Regions from separate parts of the Homo sapiens genome. Here region 1 is linked to region 2. A link is an interaction called in ENCODE POLR2A ChIA-PET data of the cell type or tissue named here. Cell type or tissue: CD4-positive, alpha-beta T cell. All regions are shown on one strand. Each heading gives the region's core, and the rest is flanking DNA. Links, peaks and the distances in the headings are about the cores only.

Region 1 (8,000 bases), core at 1-8,000, 120 kb after region 2:
TTAGTTGTGGTGTAGCAATCTTTTTAGACATTGTTGTATTTTATTTGCTATTATTTTGCTGAGGATTTTTGTGTCTATATTCACGAGAGATATTGGTCTGTGGTTTTGTTTTCTTACAGTGTTTTTGTCTGGTTTTAGTATTAAGGTAATGCTGGCCTCATAGAATGAGTTAGGAAGTATTCCCTCTGCTTCTGTCTTCTGAAAGAGATTGTAGATAATTAATATAGTTTCTTCCTTTGATGTTTGGTAGAATTCACCAAGAAAATCCATCTGGACCTGGTGCTTTCTGTTTTGGAAATTTATTATTGATTCAGTTGCTTAATAGGTATAGGCTTATGTAGATTGTGTATTTCTTTTTGTGTGAGTTTTGATAGATTGTACCTTTTAGAGAATTAATCTATTTTGTCTAGGTTATTGAATTTGTGGGCATAGAGTTGTTCATAGTATTTCTTTATTTTCCTTTTAATGTCCATGGGATCTGTAGTTAAATCCTCTCATTTCATTTCTACCATGAGTAACTTGTTGTCTCTTTTTTTCTTGATTAACCTGGCTAGAAGTTTATCAATTTAATTGATTTTTTCCAAAGAACTAGCTTTTAACATCATTGATTTTTCTCTGTGGGTTTCCTGTTCTCAATTTCATTGGTTTCTACTCTATGTTTATAATATAGAATAGAATATATATTATGTAGAGTATATTATATACTCTACATAATAAATATTCTACTATATTTATTATCTCTTTTCTTCTGCTTGCTTTTCATTTCATTTGCTCCTCTTTCTCTAGTTTCTTAAAGTATAAGTTCAGATCTTATAGATGTTTATTCTTTCCTGTTATATGTATTCAATCCTATAGATTCCCCTCTGAGCATTGCTTTCACTGCCTTCCATAAATTTTGATAAGTTGTATTTTCATTTATTTTAAAATATTTTAATTTTTTTCTTGTGATTTCTTCTTTGACCCATGTGTTAGAAGTACATTATTTAATATCTAAGTATTTTGGGATTTTCCAGCTATCTTTGGGTTATTGATTTTTAGTTTAATTCCACTGAGATCCGAAAGCATACATTGTATTTTTCTTTTTTTACATTTACTCATGTGAGTTTTATAGCCTTCATTGTGATCTGTCTTGATGAGATGTTCCCTGTGAACTTGAGAATGTGTATTGTGCTGTTGTTGGATAGTCTATAGATGTCACGTTTATCTCAGTTGATTGGTGGTGCTATTGAGTTCAACTGTATACCCCGTGATTTTCTGCTTGGCAGATCTGTCCATTTCTAATAGAGGAATGTTGAAGTCTGTAACTGTAAACATGAATTCATCTATTTCTTCTTGTAGTTCTATTAGTTTTTGTTTTGCCTCATGTAGTTTGATGCTGTGTTAGGAGCATACACATTAAGCATTGTTCTGTCTTCTTGGAGAATTGGCCTTTTATTATTATGTAATGTCTCTCTTTACTCCTGGTAGCTTTCCTTGCTCTAATGTCTGTTTTGTCTGAAATTAATATAGCTATTTCAGCTTTCTTTTTATTAGTGTTAGCATAGTATATCTTTCTTCATCCCTTTGCTTTTCATCTATATATGTCTTCATATTTAAAGTGGGTTTCTTATAGACAATATATAGTTGGATCTGGGTTTTTGACCCACTCTGACAAGCTCTATCTTTTGATTGGTTCATTTAGGCCATTGACATTCAAATTGATTACTGATATACATAATATCTACCATATTTGCTACTGTTTTCTATTTGTTGCCACTGTTTTTTTTTTTCCTGTTTTTGTCTTCCACATTTTTTCTGCCTTTTTTGGTTTTTAATTGAGCATTCTGTATATTTCATTTTCTCTCCTTTTCCAGCATATTATTTATACTTCTTTTTTTAGCGGTTGCCTAAGAGTTTGCAATATACATTTACAACTATTGCAAGTCCACTTTCAAATAACATTATATTGCTTCACGGCTAGTGCAAATACCTTATAATAACAAAATAATCCTGATTTCTCCCTCATGCCCCTTGTCTCACGGCTGTCATTCATTTCAGTGATTCATAAGCATAGGTATACTAAGCATACATAGTCAAAACCAGTGTTAGCATTATTCTTTTGAACCGACTGTTATCTAGTAGATCAATTAAGAATAATAAAAATAAAGGTTTTTATTTTACCTCCACTATTCCTTCTCTGATTCTCTTTCTTTCTGTAGAGCTAAATTTCCAACCTATATCATCTTGCTTTTCTCTGAAGAACTTCTTTTAATATTTCTTGCAAGGCAGGCCTGCTAGCAACAAATTCACTCAATTTTTGTTTGAAAATATCTTTGTTTCTCCTTTACTTTTGAAGAATAATTTCACAGGGTACCAAATTTTAGGCTGCTTTGTTTTTTTCTCGGAATGCTAAATATTTTATCCCACTTCTTGCTTGTATGATTTCAGAGAAGTCAGGTTTAATTTCTTTTTTTTTCTCTGCTATAGCTAAGGGTTCCCCCCTTCCCTGGCTTCTTTAAGAATTATTTTCTTTATCTTTGATTTTCTGCAGTTTGAAAATGATATACGTATGTGTAGTTTTCTCTTGGCATTTGTTCTGCTTGTGTTCTCTGAGCTTCCTGGATCTGTGGTTTGCTATCTGACATTAGTTTGGGGGGAGTTCTCAGTCCTTAATCAAATAATTCTTCTGTTCTTTCCTTTCTTCTCCTTCTAGTATTCTCATTACATACATGTTATTCATTTTGTGGCTGTCCTAAAGTTCTTAGATGTTCTGTTCTGGTTTTTTTTTTTTCAGTCTTTTTTCTCTTTGCTTACCAGTTTTGAAAGTTTCTAATGAAATATCCTTAAGCTTAGAGATTCTTTCTTCAGCTATGTTTCATCTACTAACAAGCCCATTAAAGGCCTTCTTCCTTTCCATTACAATGCTTTATCTCTAGCATTTTATTTAGATTCTTTCTTAGAATTTCCATCTGTCTTCTTACATTACCCATCTGTTCTTGCATGTTATCTACTTTTTCTAGTAGATTCCTTAGCATATTATTTGTAGTTATTTCAAGTTGCTAGTCCGATAATTCCAATGTTCCTGCCATGTCTGGCTCTCGTTCTGATGCTTATTCTGTCTGTTCAAACTGTGTTTTTTGCCTTTTAGTAAGTCTTGTAATTTTATGTTAAAAGCTGGATGTGATATACTGGATAAAGGGAACTGCAGTAAATAAGCCTTTTATAATATAGTGATAAAGTAAGGTATGGAGGGGAAGTGTTCTGTAGTCCTATGATTAAGGGGACTAGGTCTCAGTCTTTTAGTGAGCCTGTACCCCTGGACTTAGAACTTCACAAGTGCTTCTCAGCCCTTCCCCCACCCCCCACCACCTTAGGTGGGATAGGATGGTTACAGGTTGCTGAAGTTGGGTTTTTCTTTTCCCCTAGGTTAACTAAGCTCTAATGAAATCCCAATCGGTTAGGCTCTGGGAAAATAATTTACCTTGTGGACAGTCCTTGTTAAGAGTAACAGAATTTGGCCAGGCGCAGTGGTTCATGCCTTTAATCCCAGCACTTTGAGAGGCTGAGGGAGTGGGGATCACTGGGTCAGGAGTTTGAGATCAGCCTGCCAACATGGTGAAACCCTGTCTCTACTAAAAATACAAAAATTAGCTGGGCATGGGGGCAGGTGCCTGTAATCACAGGTACTCGGGAGGCTGAGGCAGGAGAATCGCTTGAACCCGGAAGGCGGAAGCTGCAGTGAGCCAAGATCATGTCATTGCACTCCAGCCTGGGCAACAGAGCGAGGAGACTCTGTCTCCAAAAAAAAAAAAGAAAAAGAAAAAGAACAGAATTCTCTGGCATATTTCAAAATCACTACTTTTCCTTTCCTGCTGCCGTAAGGAGGAGGAGATTTTTCTTCAGTTTTCACTGTATCTAGTAGAGCTCCTAGAAGTGAAACTCACAAAAGTGTGGGAATGCGCCCACCTATGGGACTCCCTGGAATGCTTACATTTCAAGAGTTGTCCACGCTGAGCCTCCAGCAATTTGTCAGTTACAGTTCAGGTTTTCCTACCCTGGTACTGATTCTTTGCAGATTTCTGCTCATGAGTCTCTGCTTCGCTAAGTTGTCATTGTCTGTATTTATCTATCTTTTCAATTTTGGCGACAGCAATTTTCCCTCTAACCTTAGTTTTCTTATGCATCTAAGAAAAGTTGTTGATTTTCATTGTATTCAGCCATTTATTAATTGTTAGGATGGACTGACAACTTTGGAGTTTTTTTATGTCAGACAGGAAACTGGAAGTCTTAACTTTTTCTTAAAGAGAGCTTTTTTCATCTCAAATTACCATTTTGGCCATTAGCAATATTCTTTTGGACAGTTCTCAGCCATTATTAGTTCAAATAGTGCTGCTTTTCCCTTCTCTCTTTTTTCTTCTTCTAGTAGTCCCATTATGCCTAAGTTACACTTGTGCAATTGTCCCACAGTTCTTAGATATTTTGTTAGGTTTTTTTTCCATTCTTTTTTCTCTTTGACCTTCAGTTTGAGAAAGTTTCTGTTGGCATACCCCCAAGCTGACTGATTCTTTCCTCCCCAGTGTGTAGTCTACTGATGAGCCCATCAAAGGCATTCTTCATTTCTGTTACAGTGGTTTTTATTTCTAGCAATTCCTTTTGGTTCTTTCTAAGTTTCTATCTCTCCATTTACATTACTCATCTGTTCTTGCATATTGTGCACTTTTTCCATTAGAGCCTTTAATCATAGTTGCTTTACTATCCTACTCTGATACTTCCAAAATCTCTGCCATATCAGAGCCTGGTTCTGATGCTTGTTTTGTCTCTTCAAACTGTGGTTGTTGTTGTTTTTTTCTTTGCCTTTTAGCTTGTCTTTAAATTTTTTGCTGAAAGCTAGACATGATGTATCAGGCAATAGAAACTGAGCTGAATAGGTCTTTAGTGTGAGGTTTTATGTGGCTAGGAGTTAGATGTTTAATGTTTGCTGTAGCTGTAGGTATCAGAGGCTTTCCTCTAGTGTCCTTATTTTTGTTTCTCCTGATGTTTTGGGGTTTCCCTATAAATTCTTTCTCAAATAGAATCTGTGCCTTGTATAAAACTGGAGCCCTGTTAATGTAGTGGTAAGATATTGAGGAGAGGAATCATTCTATAATCTTATTATTAAATATATATATATTTTTAATTGGGCCTGTGTCTCTAAAATGTAATATTTACAAGAGTTTCTTAGCCTCTTTTATTCTCCTGTGTGAGGCAGTAAGGCTAGAGGGGTCTGTAGTTGACTAATTGCCCTTTCTCCAAGCCAGATAAGGCTCTGGTAAAGTAGTTTCCTATTATGGAGGACATGTGCTCAGGGCTATTTCAGAATGGTTATTTTTCCTTCCCTCCTGCCCAAAGCAGGGAGAGTATTTTTCTCTGATCTCTGATCTTCACTGTGAGAACCTGGTAAGGTTCCAGGAGATAAAACTCATGAAAGTGTGGGAGTTTTTCCTTCAATGCTAGTTTACACTGAGTGTCCAGCAATTCACCAATTACAGTTTAAGAATTCTGGCTAGTATTGGCTCCTGAGGCTTCTTCTCCCAGTAAGCTATAATTATAGACTGTTAAGGGTAGGAGGAAGAAATTCATAAGTCTATGCCTTAATAAATTGGTGATAAAAGAAATAGATCAACAAATAATAGAAGGCTCTTACTTACAGTGAGGTGCTGAGCATCTACTGGTAAATGTGGGAGAGTTTCTGGAGGTGGAAAATCATCACTTTGCAGCCAAATTCTAGATCAGGCAAGAGCCATCAACAGGGAGGGAATTTAGATAAGAAATTTCTGTTAAAAAAAGTCCTCCAGCTTGAAGCAGCTCCAGCTAACCATTATCTGGTACAGTTTGAACACCAGTGACTCCTGTGTCTTTGTGACTTGCTCCCTCTCCCCCTTTTTTTGTAAGTACTTTTACTTTTTGATATAGAAAGATGATCCAGGTTGACCTTGTACCTATCATGTCCCATCACTTTTATCAGCCATTTCTCTGAGGACCCCTCAAACAAAAATAATTTTTTAAAATTTTAATTGTATATTTGAACATTATGCGGGATTTTCAAATACAAACAAGAAAAAAGAAATTAAAATGAATCACTCATTTCAACACTTACAAACTTGCTTCCATTCTGAATTCTCTTTTAACATCAGGGCAGTATTTAACTTCAAAGAGAGAAGGGTGACAGAAATTGGAAAATATGGAAGAGGAAATCCCTGTTAAGATATTATACAACTTTCATGTCCAGTGAGTTCCTAACACCCTGGAAGGTCTTTCACTTGCTGTTCTTTGGGTTGCATTTATGAACAAACAAGTGGAAATAGATGTTTACAGGCCATCCCATTACTCCATATGACCTTCCCATCCCTCAAACCACCACATGGACCATAAGCCTTAGGTCTAAGTGGGATAAAGCACAACCTCCGCACTCCTGCCCACTCATTAGAAAACCCCTCTTGCTGCTGGAAGGGCTGTGTGTTGGGATTGAACTCCTAGGGCAGAAGCCTCCCTGGAGATGGGAGGTCAGTGAGCCCAGGTTTCCCTGTAACCTCAGCTTATGAAAACTGTATCAGACTTGCCAAGTCTCACAGTGTAAAGTAAACAGGGACACAGCAGGTATAGTTAGAAGGAAAACAATGGCAGAGGAATCATACTGGATTAACTGAAAATGAAATTTATAAAATTACAAATTTGGAGTTTTCAAAAAAGTTATTTAAACTCCATTTAACTAAAATATTCCTAATACATTGCAAATGTGGATTTGAAAATTTGGGGTATGAAAATTAAGTTCACAAGGAAGACACATAAATGAGAAATAAGCTTCTGAAGAAAAGGAAAAGATCAGAAGCCGGTTGGCGGGTGAGAGGTTTTTTCGCTCTAGGGAGATTCTTCAAGCAATCACTATGTCAGCAGACACAGGTGTTTCTCTTCCTTCATATGAGGAATATCAGGGATCCAAACTTATTCGAAAAGCTAAAGAGGCACCATTCGTACCCATTGGAATAGCAGGTTTTGCAGCAGTTGTTGCATATGGATTACACAAACTGAAGAGCAGGGGAAATACTAAAATGTCCATTCATCTGATCCACATGCGTGTGGTAGCCCAAGGCTTTGTTGTAGGAGCAATGACTGTTGGTATGGGCTATTCCATGTATCGGGAATTCTGGGCAAAACCTAAGCCTTAGAAGAAGAGATGCTGCCTTGTTGGAGGAGCTTGCTTTAGTTAGACGTCTCATTATTGAAGTTACCTATTATTGTTGGAAATAAACTAATTTGTATGGGTTTAGATGGTAACATGGCATTTTGAATACTGGCTTCCTTTCTTGCAGGCTTGATTTGCCTGGTGACTGAATTACTAGTGACTAGTTTACTAACTCCGTCATTCAAGGAAGTCAAGTTAACTTAAACATGTCACCTAAATGCACTTGATGGTGTTGAAATGTCCACCTTCTTAAATTTTTAAGATGAACTTAGTTCTAAAGAAGATAACAGGCCAATCCTGAAGGTACTCCCAGTTTGCTGCAGAATCTCACATATTTTGGATGTTGTATAAGAGTCCTATTTGCCCCAGTTAATTCAACTTTTGTCTGCGTGTTTTGTGGACTGGCTGACTCTGTTAGAACTCTGTCCAAAAAGTGCATGGAATATAATTTGTAAAGCTTCCCACAATTGACAATATATGTGCATGTGTTTAAACCAAATCCAGAAAGCTTAAACAATAGAGCTGCATAATATTAGTATTTATTAAAGAATCACAATTGTAAACATGAGAATAACTTAAGGATTCTAGTTTAGTTTTTTGTAATTGCAAATTATATTTTTGCTGCTGATATATTAGAATAATTTTTAAATGTCATCTTGAAATAGAAATATGTATTTTAAGCACTCATGCAAAGGTAAATGAACACTTTTTAAATGTGTGTGTTGCTTATTTTTTACATAAGAATTGTAAACATTGAACTGAACAAATTACCTATAACGGATTTGATTAATGACTTACG
Region 2 (16,488 bases), core at 4,326-12,325:
AGCTAGATTGCAAAGTGGTGAAATCAGGGCTTTTAAATACGTTTAGACAAATGCCCTTTTCTTTCTTCCAGAGATGAGAGTCCTGCCAAAGCAGAATTTTTTCAGCATTTGATTGAAGACCGGACAGAGGCTGCATTTTCTTACTATGAATTTTTGCTTCATGTTCAGCAGCAGATTTGTAAGTGAAGTAGAATAAAATTGAATAAGAAAAAGATCTATAACCTAGGTAAAGCATAATCTGTCAGAGAAGCGCGTGAGAAATTTGAAATGAAGGCATTTGTTAATACAAGATGCAACGCACAGCACTCTGTCTGAGGCTTTGGTAAAAAGTAAAGGGGAAGAAAGAACTTGACAGATCTTTTTCAACTCAAATTAATGGTAACGATGATGCTGTTTCACCAAGTATATTTTGAATTGGTTTCTACACATTTCCAGTAGTATGGCAGTACAGTGCTCTGTTCATTGCAAGCTGGCAAATTTATGTAGCTATGTGGAATGATATGTCATAATGTAAAATTAGATAAATTCTTTTTTCTTATAATTAATATAACATTTCTGGACTTGAACTCTGGCAAGAGATGCCAAAAGGCATTGGTACCGTGTTATTTGTTTATATGAATTACTTTTTAACAAGGAATGTTTCTTATTCATTAAATGAATTCAACATTTTCTCTGTAAAAACAATAGAGTTTCAGTACATGAACTATAGAAAAAAATCTATATATAATGTACATAAATGTTACATTTGTAAAGAAAATGTAAAAATGTAACTATAGCATATGAATTGCTTAAACTGTGCTGCATTGTTGGATGACAACTCTTTTTGTCACAGTTAGAGAATGAGGTTGACTAATGCATATTATGAATTGAGTCCACAAAGGAACACAAAACTCTTTGTAATTCTGTTAAATCTTTTATGTAGATTTATTTATGATCAGCCTACTAATTAAAACTATTTCGCTTGACAGTATGGTTTGGTGATTTTTTGGGGTTTTTGTTTGATTGGTTTTTTGTGGGGATTGGTGGGTTTTTTTACATACAGGATGTATTGAATTTACTAATTGGGGAAGTGCAGTGATACTGCATTTCAGTTAGTAATATATATGAATCAGGCCAGGCGCGGTGGCTCACGCCTGTAATCCCAGCGCTTTGGGAGGCCAAGGTGGGCAGATGACTTGAGGTCAGGTGTTCATGACCTGCCTGACCAACATGATGAAACCCCATCTCTGCTAAAAATACCAAAATTAGCCAGGGGTGCTGGCGGGCACCTGTAATCCCAGCTACTCAGGAGGCTGAAGCAGTAGAATCGCTTGAACCTGGAGGCTGAGGTTGCAGTGAGCTAAGATCACGCCACTGCACTCCAGCCTGGGCAACAGAGTGAGACTCCATCTTAAAAAAAAAAAAAAAGTAATATATATGAATCAATACACTTTCATTAGTCTGTGGACATTACCAAGTACTTATTCTGTTTGTATTCTAAAACAAATGGTGCTACTTTCAAAAATATTCTTAACTAGTAAGTATAATCTTAAATTGTCTTTCTTATTTACATTAGATATTTTTGCCTGCACACTTATAGCAAGAAAATTTTAGTAACACATATCACTATCCCATTTATTTAATTGACTTTAAGATTGCCATCTTGAATTTTGAAAGTGATTTTCTTCTGATCAAGAAACCTCTCATTCACTAACAACTTATTTACTATAAAAAACTCTTAAGGATCCATTAGATTATGGGACATAATTTTATTCTGTACACTATGAAAGTCCCCATCAACAAACTTTGGAAGGAAAAAGACTCTGCCAGGCATGATGGCTCATGCCTATAATCCTAGCACTTTGAGGGACCAAAGCAAGCGGATGGCTTGAGCCCAGAGGTTCGAGACCAGCCTGGGCAACATGGGGGAAACCCTGTCTCTACAAAAATACAAAAAAATTAGCCAGGGATTGTGTGCACCTGTAGTCCCACCTACTCAGGAGGCTAAGGTGGAAGGACATCCTGAGCCGAGGAGGTCAAGGTCGCAATGAGCTCTGACCACACCACCGCACTCAGTCTGGGAGATAGAGTGAAGCCCTGTCTCAAAAAAAAAAAGAAAAAAAAAGAAAAAGGCTTGCTGTGTAGTGGGTTATTTTTACTGTTTTTGTGCTTTCATGGATCTCATTTCTTTGGATAAAAATAAAAGTACTCTCACATTCCCTGCTGGAAATGAGAGGTTAAATGACTCACCCTAAATGACATTACTTACTAATTAGTGTCAATGCTAATAGTAAAAATCCAAATGTTCTCCCTACCCACAACCTACTCCCACCCCACCCCCCACCCACAGGACCATACTTGTCCCTATACCATGCTGCCTCTAGCAAGAGAGAATCTGAACAGTAAGAGAAACTAAGCCAGGCATGGTGGTGCCTTCCTGTAGTCCCACCTATTTGGGAGGCTGAGGCAGAAGAATCACTTGAACCTGGGAGGCAGAGGTTGCAGTGAGCCGAGATTGCACCACTGCACTCCAGCCTGGGCAAGAGCCAGACTTCAACTCAAAAAAAAAGAGAGAGAAACTTTAGTACTCTAAGGGCAACTAAATACTGCAATTTTACCATAAAAAGTATAATTCTTCTTTATAAAAGACAAAAATCTTTTGTCTGGATATTTTGTCTCTCATTCAATAAATATTTGTAAGCATTTAATGCTTGCCAGATATTGTTCCAGGCACAAAGTAAAATCTTCACTTCCACAAAGCTTATACTCTGAAGTGAGAACGTAGAAGACTGGGGAGAGGCAAAAATCATTTTATATAATTTGTAAGTGTGATATATAATTCTATGTAAGTATAGTGAATGTTATGAAGAAAAATAAAGCTCGGAAAGGAGATGGAAAATACTGTTTTTGATAGTGAGCAGGAAAGGCTCTTTTAAGAAGATGAGAGTTGAGCAGAGAGCTAAAGCCACATAGATACCTGGAACAAGAGCTGTCCAAATAGGAGAACTTTGTGGTAGATGAATGTAGAACTTACTTTGCGAGTGCTCTTTTCTCTGTGAAAGAAGCAACAGAATTATCAGCTGAAAGGGTGTAAGAGGGTTAGAGGTTTTGCAAAATAGTCTAGGAGAGTAAGATGTTGAATTTACTACTGGTATGTAATAGGATTGTGAGGACCCATCTTGGGCTGTGAGTCGAACTTAGAATGAAACTAATAAGCATAACTGTACCTCTTTCCTCTAGCTATGTTCAGTGCTTGGTAGGAAGTCGGATTTAACCACAGTTGGCTACAAGGAACAGAGGAGGAGCAAGAGAATTTAGGATGTATACAAGGGAGTGACTCATTTAAGCTACAAGAGCACAAAATGGGTGATGGATAGTGATGGGTAGAGATGGGTAGCGGGCTTAGTTGTTTGGAGGTCCCATTGAGGTTAAAAGCTATTAAGAGTATAGGTGTCAGAAAGAATGAGTTGGAAAGATAAAATGTAGTGGTTAGGATATGAAAAGCTTGGAATTGAGATTTGGGAGAAGTTTAGATAATGACAAGACTGGGGGAATGAGTGGTTGAGATGTTATTAAAGGTAACTAGAGGTAGGGAGGTGAGAACTTAGAGCCCAGGATTTCAAATGGATCATCTATTTGATTATTAAAATTATCCCCAAAAAATGACAGGAATAATGCTGGGGACACGGAGACTGTAAATGATTGCAATAAGGAGGAGTGGCAAGGGGATATGCTGAGGACCTGAGGTAGGCAAGGAGGAAGAAGAATCTGGATGCCAACAGAGGAGTAGAGGGATGCCTGCCTGGGGTTTAGGATCAAACACAGCCGTCCTTTGACAGGTTTGGAGGAAGGTAATATCCTCAAGACAGCCAGGTTTCAGTTAGCGTGTGTGGAGACTGACATAAACCAAAATATAGGCACGACGAGAGTAATCCTGATGGGAGGTGGATAATCCATTCTCATTGCCTCCTTATGGGACAAGTCTCTTTGGCCATTTGCTTTGTGAGGCAGGGAGTGTTGGGTGAGAGGAAGGGGTATGCTTGTCAGGAATTCTGTGAGCTGCTTTTTCAACTAACTAAAAAAAGGTAGTGGTTCTTAGTGTTATTGGTAGGGATGGGATCAGAATTTCCTGGGCGAGCTTTTTGGATACCTCAATTCATATTCACTACCTGATTAGGGGCTTGGCCAGAGATACATTAAAATGCATACATTAATGTATTAAAAGTATTCATACATTAATATGTATATATGTGTGTGGCAAATACTATTTGATAGCTATTTGGGGATTTGACTGTTACATATTCAACTTGTGAGGCTAGGAAAGGCACATATTAGCAAAGTGTTATATTAAAGAAACCGTGAGCCCTCCTCTTCTAAGTATCTTCTCACTAAAATACTTTTGAAGACATAGGAAAAGAAGAAAACTCACAACAAAGTTGAAAATAACATTGCAGACATCATCTAGATAGAACTAAAAATTACTGAAAGAAGACAATTTATGAAAAAAATAAACACTCAGCCGGGTGTGATGGCTCACGCTTGTAATCCCAACACTTTGGCAGGTCCAGGTGGGAGGATCTCTTGAGGCCAGGAGTTTGAGACCAGCCTGGGCGGCACAGCAAGACCCCATCTCCATAAAAAATAAAAAATTAGCCAGTTGTGGTAGTGTGTGCCTGTAGTCCTAGCTGCCTGGGAGGCTGAGGTGAGAGGATTACTTGAGCCCAGGAGTTTGAGGCTGCAGTGAGCTACAACTGCACCACTGTAATCCAGCCTTGATGACAGAGCAAGACTGTCTGAAAGAAAAAAAAAAATACAAATTTTTAAAGAAAAAAAATAACACTCAAGCCCTGTTTGGCACATGAAACCTGAAAAACAAAAATAGAAGATACTACATAATTCATTCATCTTTTGCCTCTGAATTCAGAGACAGGATCTGTATCAACCAGCAAATTGGTATCCTCCTCCTGCCTGCATTCTTATAATAACCATAAGAAGTAAGTACGTAATATAAAACAAGTGGGCAGGAAGTGTGTATGTGTACTTGGCTTAAGTGGAGAAGGTAGCCATAATCAGGGGACACAGAAGCTATTAATGTATTCATTGCCTTCAGATTTGGCATGGGCAGATCCAAAAATTAATTATTTTTTGTTTCCTTTAGTAAACAATGCACAGTTCTGTGGATTTTTACTTTTGGACCAATCAGCATTACTTACAAGTACTTACTAGTAATGTTATTACTTACTAATAAGTGAATTACAAAGGACCACTAAAATTTGTTTCCACAAATGAAAATCAGTGTTTTATTAGAGTTTGCTTAGGATTCTACTTATAAGATGCCTGGTCCCTGTACAAGGTTTGTAATTTTGCAAGAATGCACAAAAGTGTATATACAGATACTGTCACACAGCAGGTCAGACAACTGACAGAAACTATCCTACGGTCAGTACTCAAGCATTTTCTTATGAATGTATTATCTTGTTGGGAGGTGTTCATGGTTTTTCTGCTATTTTTGCATTTCAGATATGTATTATTTTAGCTTGATAGCCATTGAGATTGCTATAGATTATTTGATTTGTATATAATGATGTATGTATGCATATTTCACTATATTTTTCTATTTTTCTATAACTGGGTTTTAAATATTTTTGGTAGAAAAATAATTATACTTTCATTGCTAAAAATAAATATGCATAACCTACCCCTCTATATTGCTTATAACATTTTGATGATGTAGCCAGTGAATATGTGCTAATTTAAATAACTTTTATATAAAATTAAGCCAACTGCCGTATTATAACTGGTTTCTTTTTAACTTAATAGGATATTGTTTTATAATATTAAATCATATGTTTAAGCTCATTCTCTTTAAAAATAAACAATAAGCAATTTCTATATATTCCTCTCAAGTCTTTATTACTTAGGAATTTGCTTTAGAGCAGGGATTGTATTTTGGATTTTCTTTATACTTCTTATCCCACTTCACATATCCCCAGGTACTCTTCCCAAGACAGAATACATGGCAGAGACACATTTAAATTTAATTGAACAACTGCAAAAGCTTATTAGCCTTTCTTATAGTGGAGTCATTTCACAGTGACCCTTGGGAAATCTGTAAAACATTATACCAGTTAGGAGGACTTTTTCCCATTCTTAATGAAAGTTTTTATGGATCTTTTTCCCCTGTAGTCAATTTCTTTCAAATTCTGCTTCTTTGGGGCTTAGGTCTAATGACTTGCATAGTAACAATAGGAAACGCCTATTACATGCACTTCCTATGGAACCAGAAAAATTCTAATAGAGTGGAAGATACTGTGTCTCTAGCCTGTCTCCTATTAGTTATCAAAAGCTGGTAAGTAAGTAATTATGTGCAGAGTTAGGAATAATAGAGGTAAATGGAGAAATGGATGAATAAGATGTTTAACAAGAAAGGTCAAAACTTAAAGCTGAGTTATTTAATAACTAAGACCCTGAGTACTGTGTTCACAAGCAAAAAGTGGTCTTTCAAAAGGTTTTTACCAAAAATGTAGTGAACCTAAATCGTCTTCATAGCATTTATGGCACTCTTTTGGGTCATAATCTGGGAAGGAGTGAGGACAAAATTGGGGTGGAGAATGAGTAGGAACCAGAAGAATAACTTTGAAAGGAAAAGAAGGTAAATGTACATCATTACAGGGGCTGTCCTTTGTTCACATCCAGGCTTTGCAAATGCTGCTCCACTGCTTGGAAAACACTGTCTTTCATTCCCTTCCTGGCTTTCTTAGCACTTACTCCTCCTTATCCTTCAGAATTCAGCCTAGGGATCATTACCTCCTGGCAGCTTCTCCTGATGGCTGTCTCATCTGGGTTAAATACTCCTTCCTGTGTGTATCCATAACACATTCTCATCTCTACTGTAGCCCCCATCAGACTGTGTTACAATTGACATTCTCCCTCAAACATGGGAACCAGGTTCTCTTCGTCATAGTGCCCCCTATACCTGACATATAGTAGGCATTTAGTAAATGTTTGTTGAACCAATTTTTCCTAGAGACAGGGTCTTGCTAGGCTAGAGTGCAGTGGTATCGATCATAGCTCACTGCAGCCTCAAACTCCTGGGCTCAAGGGATCCTCCTGCTTCAGCCTCCTGAGCGGCTGGGACTATAGGCATGTACTACCATGCCTGGCTATTTTTGGTAGAGACAAGATATTGCTATGTTGCCCAGGCTGGTACTGAACTCCTGGGCTCAGGCGATCCTCCCACCTCAGCCTCCCAAAGCACTGAGATTACAGGTGTGAGCCACTGTGTCCAGCAGAACCAATGTTATTCCAAGCTAGACAGAAAATGCATTGAAGACCTGTGAATAAAAATAAAGACAGTTTCAGTTGGATAAGAGGAGAAACATACTATACTACACTAGATAGAAATTGAAAGAAAATCTGACATAGAATGAGAATGGTGCCAGAAGGTAGATAATAAACCTTATGAAAATTCAGGAGTATACCACCTCAAAGTTGAGTTTCAGTGGTCTGGAGCATCTTGCAAAATCCCCACTAATGTAGGAGACAAATTGCTGCTCCCTGTGCCACCTTCTATAATGCGAGGCACAGTGCTTGGTGGCTTTTTTTTTTTTTTGGAAGCTATGTATACAACATTTCAGTGTGTCACTGTACTCCATTACCAAGTAACCTGTAAGGCTGCCAATCTGAGGTGTGGTTAGAGCAAAAGAAGCCTCTACATCAACTCAGACTTCAGTGCAAACTGCTTTGCCACATGGGCTTTATTGACCCAGCAGATCCAACTTGGGAGTGTCTGCGGCAAATACAAATGCCACATCAAGCCTCAACTGGAGAGTCAGACTTCTCTAGGGTTTTAGAGCAGAGCCATACCCTCTTCTGCAAAAAAACAAAAAAAAAAAGCAAAAAAAAAAACTTACCTTTGTGAGAGAAGCTCTTATATTGCTATTAAGCTGTCTACTACAGGATGTCAAATGTCCTTGGGATCTATGCTGACCAGTGTGAACCAAGCAGTAGAAGTGAACATGCACAATAGCGATCTATCGTTAAGTGGCAGCTTAACGTTAGTATATAAGGGATTAGGCTCAGCAGATCCTGAAGTCAGTTGCACGAGCTGGCAGCTCTGACTCATGACACCTGCTCCTGCTGCATGGCTTCCTTTCCCTGCATTCGCATTTATGGCCTCATGGGGATGTTTTCCTATAATCAGTTAAGGGAGAAACTAAAACCTGAATTTAAGACAAAGTGCTGGCATCAACTGGTCTGCTATAGTATTAGTCTAATAATAAAGAAATCCTCTTTGTGGGCAAAACTTCAAGCAGTACATTGATCGCCACTTTGTCTAGACTATATAGATCTCAAAAGATGTAGATCTATGTAGCTTCATAGGCAATGGCAAATGACTAGATGACAAAGGTCTTGGTAGGAACAGGATTAGAAAATTGGTGACAAGGAGGTTTGGAGAAGAGGGATTTGAATGAACGTCACGAAATGGACACAGCAAATGAGATAATTATGTTCCATATCAATGCACCCCAAAGGGCATCTGCAGCAAAATTTGTCCATCTCAATCAGGTGGAGAAGGTGACCCATCCTGTGAATATCAGCCTCTTTCTGTAGCCACCCCAGTATTTGCTCAATGGTTCATGTACAAAGTTGCCATACTTGTAAAGATAGAAGCTATGTGTGGGCTAAATATTATGGATGTCCCTTCACCAAGGCTGATCTGGCTACTGCCACTGTTATTTCTAAGCATTGTCAGCTGAGACCTTCTTTGATTCCTCAATATGGCATCATTCCTTGGGGAAAACTAGTAGCCACCTGATATGTTGATTACATTGTACCCCTTTGATCATGGAGCATTTGTCCTCAATGGAATAGACAAACAACCTGGATATGGATTTGCCTGCCCTGCTTGCAGTGTTTCTGCTACCACCACCATCTGTGGGCTTACAGAATGCCTTCATCATTGCCATATGACCTCCACAACATTGCTTCTGATCAAGGAACTCATAGCAAAAGAAGTGTGTTAATGGGAATTCACTGCTCTTACTACAACCTGTCACCCTGATGTGGTTTGGATTTGTGTCCCTGCCCAAATCTCATGTCGAATTGTAATCCCCAAGGTTGGAGGAGGGGCCTGGTGGGAGGTGATTAGATTGGATCATGGGAGCAGATTTCCCCCTTGCTGTTCTTGTGATATTGAGTTCTTATGAGATCAGATTGTTTAAAAGTGTGTAGCACCTACCCCTGATCTCTCTTCCTTCTTCTCTGGTCATGTAAGACGTGCCTGCTTCCCCTTTGCCTTTGGCCGTGATTGTACATTTCCTGGGGCCTCCCCAGTCATGCTTCCTGTACAGCCTGTGGAATTGTGAGTCAGTTAAGCCTTTTATGTCTAAATTACCCAGTCTCAAGTAGCTCTTTATAGCAATGCAGGAACAGACTACTACATACCCCAAAAAGCAGCTGACCTGGCAGAAAGGTGGAATGTTCTTCTGATGACTCAGTTATGGTGATGGTTGGAGTATCATCCTACAGGATACAGTATATGCTTTGAATAAGCAACCAACATTTTTCCCCTGTAGCCAGACACACAGGTCTAAGAATCAAGAATTGAAAGTGAAATCATTCCCTTAATATAGTCCCCAAATTTTAGGGTCTTAGTTTACAAAGGAGAGATGCTTAGTTCTCAAAGGGACACAGCAATGTTCCCACTGTATTGGAAGTTACGAGTATTACCTAGCCATTTTGGGTTCCTTTTGTCAACAACCAGAAGAAGAATCATCCTGATTATGAAGAGGAATTGATTTGCTGTGACATAATGGGGCAAGGAGGACTATATCGAAAATCTAGAGGATTTTTCCAGAGTGCCTCGTAATACTTCTATGTTCAGTACTAAAAGTTAAAGAAATATAGCAGCCTAATAAAAGAATGGATCACTAATGATTCAAACTCTTCAAAAGTAAGATTTGCATCTCCCACCAGGTAAAGAATGCCAACCAACCAACATTCCGTACTGTGCTGAAGGGAAATTAGAAGACAGTCTGAGAGGTATAGTGGGAATAAATTTGATAGTGAAAAAGAATTCAGTTCTAGCACTGGATCTGTCACATTATGTTAGACTGACTGTAATAGAAAGAATATGGGTTTGCAAGCCAAACAGAACAAAATTTGAATTATAGTTCCTCTGTTAGCTGTGTTACCTGGGGTAAGTTTCTAAACTTCTCTGAGCTTTCATATCCCTACTAGAGAATAATGGTTCCTTGGTAAGAGTTTTGTGAGAATTATATGGAACGAGTATGTAAAGTTTCTTGTGCAGCACCTTACTTGTAGTAAATACTTGATAAATGGCAGTCAATGTCTTAACAAAATAACAGCACAACAGTAATAATAGTAATAATACTCCCACATTGAGCCTGCCCTTTGCCCTCCTATCACTTTCCACCTTCACTGCAATTATTCCACACTGGACATGGAAAACCAAAATATTATCATGTGGGCTGCTGCTACCTCCACTTTTACTGTGATCGATGTATTAACTACACTTTTTTGCTTCAGACCATCCAGTACAGATGGGTATACAGAAAGAAGCAAGTAGTCTTAGTTCATTACATGTACATAACATCAGACTTCAAAACTCGATGCTCACCAGTAAGTCACAATTGTGGGTTTTTTTTTGTTTGTTTGTTTTTGCTATCAGGTTTATTCCAAAAAGACTTTCTCAGGCTTTTGACCTATCTCTTTATTACAATAGTGGTTATGACCTCTTAAGCCTCTGAGCCTGTAAACATGCTGTTCCTCCTGCTAAGAACTCATCTTTACTTTTTTATCTGGTTAGCTGCTCTTCCTCCTTCAGTTATTAGTGTGTACTGATGCCAGCCTGTCCCTTACCACTAGCTTAGGTGGGGTCTCCCTGCTGTATGTTCACATAGCCCTTGTAGTTTTACTCTTATAACCTTTATGTCACTCTACTTAATTACTTGTTCACTAGGTGAACAAGCTTCCCCACTAGGTTCTGTGTAAGGAAGAACACAGAACTCATCTTTAAAAAAAAAAGTTCTTAAGTGTCAATTTTTTAAATTTTTTTTTATTTCAATAGTTTTGTGGGGTACAGGTGGTTTTGGTTACATGGATAAGTCCTTCAGTGGTGATTTCTGTGATTTTGATGCACCCATCACCATTACCCAAGCAGTATACACTGTACCTAATATGTAGTCTTTCTTTCTTTTTTTTTTTTTTTTTGAGTTGGAGTCTTGCTCTGTCACCCAGGCTGGAGTGCAGTGGCCAATCTTGGCTCACTGCAACCTCTGCCTCCCAGATTCAAGCGATTCTCATGCCTCAGCCACCCGAGTAACTGCGACTACAGGCACACACGACCATGCCCGGCTAATTTTTGTATTTTTAGTAGAGATGGAGTTTTGCCATTTTGGCCAGGCTAGTCTTGAACTCCTGGCCTCAAGCGATCCATCCGCCCCGGCCTCCCAAAGTGCTGGGACTACAGGCATGAGCCACCGTGCCTGACCCCACTATGTAGTCTTTTATCCCTCACCCCCACCCAACCTTCCCCACACCTGAATCCCCAAAGTACATTATATCATTCTTACATCTTTGCATCCTCATAGCTTAGCCCCTGCTTATAAGCGAGAACATACTATATTTGGTTTTCCATTCTGGAGTTATTTCACTTAGAATAATGGCCCCCAGCTCCATCTAAGTTGCTACAAAGGACATTATTTTGTTTTTTATGGCTGAGTAGTATTTCATGGTGTGTGTATATATATATACACACCACATTTTCTTTATTTACTTGGGTGATGGGCATTCAGGTTTGTTCCATATTTTTGCAGTTGCAAATTGTGCTTCTGTAAACGTGTGTGCACGTGTCTTTTTCATATAATGAATTCTTTTCCTTCGAGTAGATACACAGTAGTGGGATTGGGATTGCTGGATTGAATGGTAGATCTACTTTTAATTCTTTAAGGAATCTTCATATTGTTTTCCATAGTGGTTGGACTAGTTTACATTAGCACCAGCAGTATAAAAGTGTTTTCTTTTCACCACATCTACACCAACATCTATTGTTTTTTCACTTCTTAATTATGGCTATTCTTGCAGGAGTAAGTTGGTATCTCATTGTGGTTTTAATTTGCATTTCCCTGATAATTAGTGATGTTGAGCATTTTTTGATATGTTTGTGGGCTGTTTGTATAAGCTTTTGAGAATTGTCTATTCACATCCTTTGCCCACTTTTTGATGGGATTATTTGTGTTTTTCTTGCTGATTTGTTTGAGTTCTTTGTAGATTCTGGATATTAGTCCTTTGACAAATACATAGTTTGTGAATATAGAAACTCATCGTTTTTATTCATCACTCTACCATCAGCCTAGAACAGTGTCTGGCAAATCCTCATGTACTACTAACCACAAGTTTGTGTGTTTCTATTATTTTTAAAAGTGGCTGTAGTTTTTTGGGGTTTGTTTTTTTGTTTGTTTGTTTTTTTTGAGACAGATTCTTGCTCTGTCACCCAGGCTGGAGTGCAATGGAGTGATCTCGGCTCACTGCAACCTCTGCCTCCCAGGTTCAAGAGATTCTCCTGTCTCAGCCTCCCGAGTAGCTGGGATTACAGGTGCACACCACCATGCCTGGCTAATTTTTTGTATTTTAGTATAGATGGGGTTTCACCATGTTGCCCAGGCTGGTCTCAAACTCCTGAGCTCAGGCAATCCACCCACCTCGGTCTCCCAAAGTGCTAGGATTATAGGCGTGAGCCACTGTGCCCAGCCTAAGGGCGGTTGTAGTTTTAAAGTCCTGTTTTATTATTGATCTATTAAATTTATTCAGCAGATATTTGAGAACCTACTACTTAGGTGCTGGTGATAGAGCAGTGAACAAAACAGACAAGGTCCCTTCTGTCATGGAGCTTACATTCCAGTTGGGGGAGACAGATTTTAAAAGTATGTAATATGTCAGGTAATGATTAAATGCTAAAGGGAAAAAAAAGCAGAGTAAGGGCTAACTGGCAGGAAGTAGAAGTTAATGCAACCAACCGCATCTCAGCTCACTGCAACCTCCGCCTGCTGGGTTCAAGCGATTCTCCTGCCTCAGTCTCCCGAGTACCTGGGATCACAGGTGACTGCCACCACGCCCAACTAATTTTTGTATTTTTTTAGTAGAGACGGGGTTTCACCATGTTGGCCAGGGTGGTCTCGAACTCCTGACCTCAGGTGATTCACCCGCGTCGGCCTCCCAAAGTGCTGGGATTACAGGTGTGAGCCACTGCACCCAGCCAACCCCATTTTTAAAAGTTTTTTTTTTCTTTTTTTTAAACAAGAGAAAATAGATACATGTTGGTCAGTGCTAACTGTCCATATTCACATAGACACACAGTGTACTTTCTGAGCCCAATATACAGAGAAAGGAGGCAAGAAGCTAGAATTCTATGCACTGCTACGCAGGAGCCTAGCACCCTCCAGCTTCCAGCAGAGCGAAGGGAGCAGGTTTTTCTTTTTTCCCACAGAACTTGGTGGTGTTGATTCCATACAGTTTTTATTCAGACAGGAAGGGATAAAAATGAATTTCGAACAGAAAGGGGTAGAGACTCTTTTCTCAATGTAGTCTGCTCAAGATATTTCCCCCAATTAAGTGTAGAGAAAAGAGACCTCAAGAATAGGGCGACTGAGCACAGGAGGCAAAAACAAAACAAAATAAAACAGACTACAACTTGCTCCCAGGGACTGGAGAAAATTTAAAAAGGGGAAGGTTGGAATCCATCAGTATTCTATTAGTCATCTCTTTCATCCTTCTCTCCTTCCTCCCCTTCATCATCATCTTCTTCACCTTCATCTTCATCCCCTTCTTCATCAGTGTCTTCTAATCCTTCCTCCTCCTCCTCATTATCATCTTCTCCTTCTTCATCATCCATATGGGGAACCAAGTAGTACTGTAATGGGTTTGGCCAAATATCATCTTTGATGTCCTCTCCTAAGTCATCGGCCCCTGCATCAGAATGGTCAGTAAACCAGGTCAAGAAGCTCTCTGGTGCCTCATGCTGCCTCTTCCTGCTGGCTTTATTCTGCATTTGACTTAAACGTTTCGTCACATCCTTTCCAGATTTCCATTTGATTTCAGTGGATTTTGAAGATGGATTACCACTCTCATTCAGATGAAATTCTTTGGAGAGAACTTTATTTTCAAAGTAAGGATTTTCATCAAAATAAAAATCTACTCTGTAACCTGATTTAATATCTTCAAATTCTGTCACTTCAACTCTGGTCAAATAATGCAATGTCTCTTCGTTTTCCTTCCCAAGCAGTGCAGACACTTGTAAATGATTGCCAAATGTTGTTACCCCCAAATTTAGGATTTTAGAGATCAATTCTGACCTCTTCTGAAAAAATGGTTGGCGGAGTTTGTTATATTTCTGTTCTACTTTCAAAATCTCCTCATTGTCTTGTTCATTAAGTCTGTCTATTTCATTTTGTATTTCATCAATGTGTTCAATTGCTTCTTGCTGTTCTTTTTCGCCCTTCTTTGGCAAGCCTACAGAGGCCGAAGTCTCCTCTGGTCTCAGAACAGGAGGTGGTCTTGGTGTCTTCTTTCGAGACAGGAGGGAAGACTGGCATTTGGGGGCCAGGCTGCTAGGGAAGCCCAAGAACCAGACCACCAGTCTCCTTGCTCAGGCAGAAAACTCCAATTTCTTATATTTAATTTCATGAACATAGCTTATATGTTAGCAAGTTTAAGGTCATTTTTGAGATTCCCTTTGAGGCCCACCATGTGGGCATTACATTGTGAATCATCCATATGTGTTTGAAATAATGTGTACTCTCATTTGGGTACAGAGTTCTTTAATACTCTATTAGCAATGGAGGTCCAGGACCTGGAGACAGAATAGGGAAAGGAATATCCTTCTCTATTTACCATTAAAATTCTATCAAAGTGGGAGGCCCAATGGATAACAGGAGTATTCCTGGAAGCCATTCCTACGTGGGCATGGCTAGCAATATCTTAACAATACATAGAAATGACCATGAACCACACAAAAATATCCCACTAAACCCAAAGTAAATGTATCTCCAGCTCAGCTTGCTCTTTGCTTCCTAGAGAGACAGAAAGTAGATTAGTAGTTGCCTGGGGCTGGAGGTAAGAATGGAGAGTGAGGCAAATGAGCCTGAGGAATCTTTCTAGAGTGATGGAAATGTTCTAATTGATTGTGGTGACTGTTGCACAACTCTGTAAATTTGCCAAAAATAACTTTTAATAAATGAAAGTTACGATATGTAGATCATACCTTAATAGAGCTGTTTACAAAGTTTTTTTTTTTTTGAAAAGCGAGATCAGAGATTCGAATGTGAAAAGGCTGTGACATATAAGTAATACTTATGAACTAGCTCACATTGAGTAATCGTTTTGTCTCATCAAGAGTCCTATATACTGTGGGAAAGTTTGTTGTGCACCCGAAACATCTATGTGTGCCGAGCGACTTTGTGGACAGTGCCTCCCCGGTAAACCCGCTCTGTCTGCAGTGTCCGGAGCTTCTCCCACAGGAGTTTGCTAATCCCACCTTTGTGGCCAGATTCTGTGCTGCAAAACGGACATCTCCTCCCCCTCTTCTCCATTCCCCTCCTTCCTAATAAGACTCTTTTCTGGAGAACTGAGGTCAACATCAGATTTCAAATATTTAAAGTGGATACAAAACTATTTCAGCAATGCAGACAATTAGTTGCATTGTTGTGGTCAATGCAGTTGTTGGTAAAACATGTCTCCTGATATCCTACACAACAAATTTCCATCCTAATAGATACAGACTGTTTTTGACAACTATGCACTCACAGTTAGGACTGGTGCAGAGCCATATACTCTTAGACTTTTAATTCTGCAGGGCAAGAAGATTATGACAGACTATAACTCCTGAGTTATCTACACAGATATATTTCTAGTCTGTTTCTCAGTGGTCTCTCCATGTTCATTTTAAAGTATGAAAGAAAAGTGAGGGCCTGAGATAACTCACCACTGTCCAAAGGCTCCTTTCTTGCTTGTCACAACCCAAATTGATCTCAGAGGGTCTATTATTGAGAAAATTACCAAGAACAAATAGAAGCCTATCACTCCAGAGACTGCTGAAAAGCCGGCCCACAACCTGAAGGCTGTCAAGTATATGGACGGTCCTGTACCCACACAGCAAGATCTAAAGAATGGATTTGACAAAGCAATATTGGCTGTCCTGGAGCCTCCAGAACTGAAGAAGAGCTGGAAGCCTATGCTGCTATGAACATCTCTCCAGAGCCCTTTCTGCACAGCTGGTGTAGGCATCATACTAAAAGCAATGTTTAAATCAAACAAAAGATTAAAAATTAAAATTCATTTATGCAATAATGACAAATACCCTGCACCAACCCACATGCATCCATGTGAGACAGGGATTAGAGGTATGGCCCACTTCTCCCTCCCAATACTAGTTAATTCTGAGTAATTGTGTATTGTTAGAAAAGTGATCAGTACTCATTTTTGGTTTTT

What was found. Peaks named below come from ENCODE experiments on the same cell type or tissue, not always from the same donor. Only the 100,000 strongest peaks of a DNase experiment are listed, where the experiment ranks them.
Region 1: POLR2A ChIA-PET joins it to region 2 with 6 read pairs; 6 of 35 experiments call an interaction of 5 or more read pairs at or near these places.

What each region holds. Positions count from the first base shown.
Region 1 is chr4:109,666,941-109,674,940 of GRCh38, forward strand. All of the region lies in intron 4 of MCUB (mitochondrial calcium uniporter dominant negative subunit beta), which reads left to right. It also overlaps a transcript of CASP6 not described here and the pseudogene HIGD1AP14. Among named protein-coding and RNA genes, the nearest start is that of CASP6, 33 kb to the right of the region's middle. In CD4-positive, alpha-beta T cell, for the core only: no CTCF peak of the experiment used is centred there; no DNase peak of the experiment used is centred there.
Region 2 is chr4:109,539,490-109,555,977 of GRCh38, forward strand. It overlaps SEC24B (SEC24 homolog B, COPII component), which reads left to right. Exons shown (of 24, transcript NM_006323.5): 24 at 72-1,407. The coding sequence ends at 186. It also overlaps the pseudogene SETP20 and the pseudogene CDC42P4. Among named protein-coding and RNA genes, the nearest start is that of MCUB, 13 kb to the right of the region's middle. RefSeq lists an enhancer at 9,268-9,327. In CD4-positive, alpha-beta T cell, for the core only: no CTCF peak of the experiment used is centred there; a DNase peak (open chromatin) is centred at 9,312.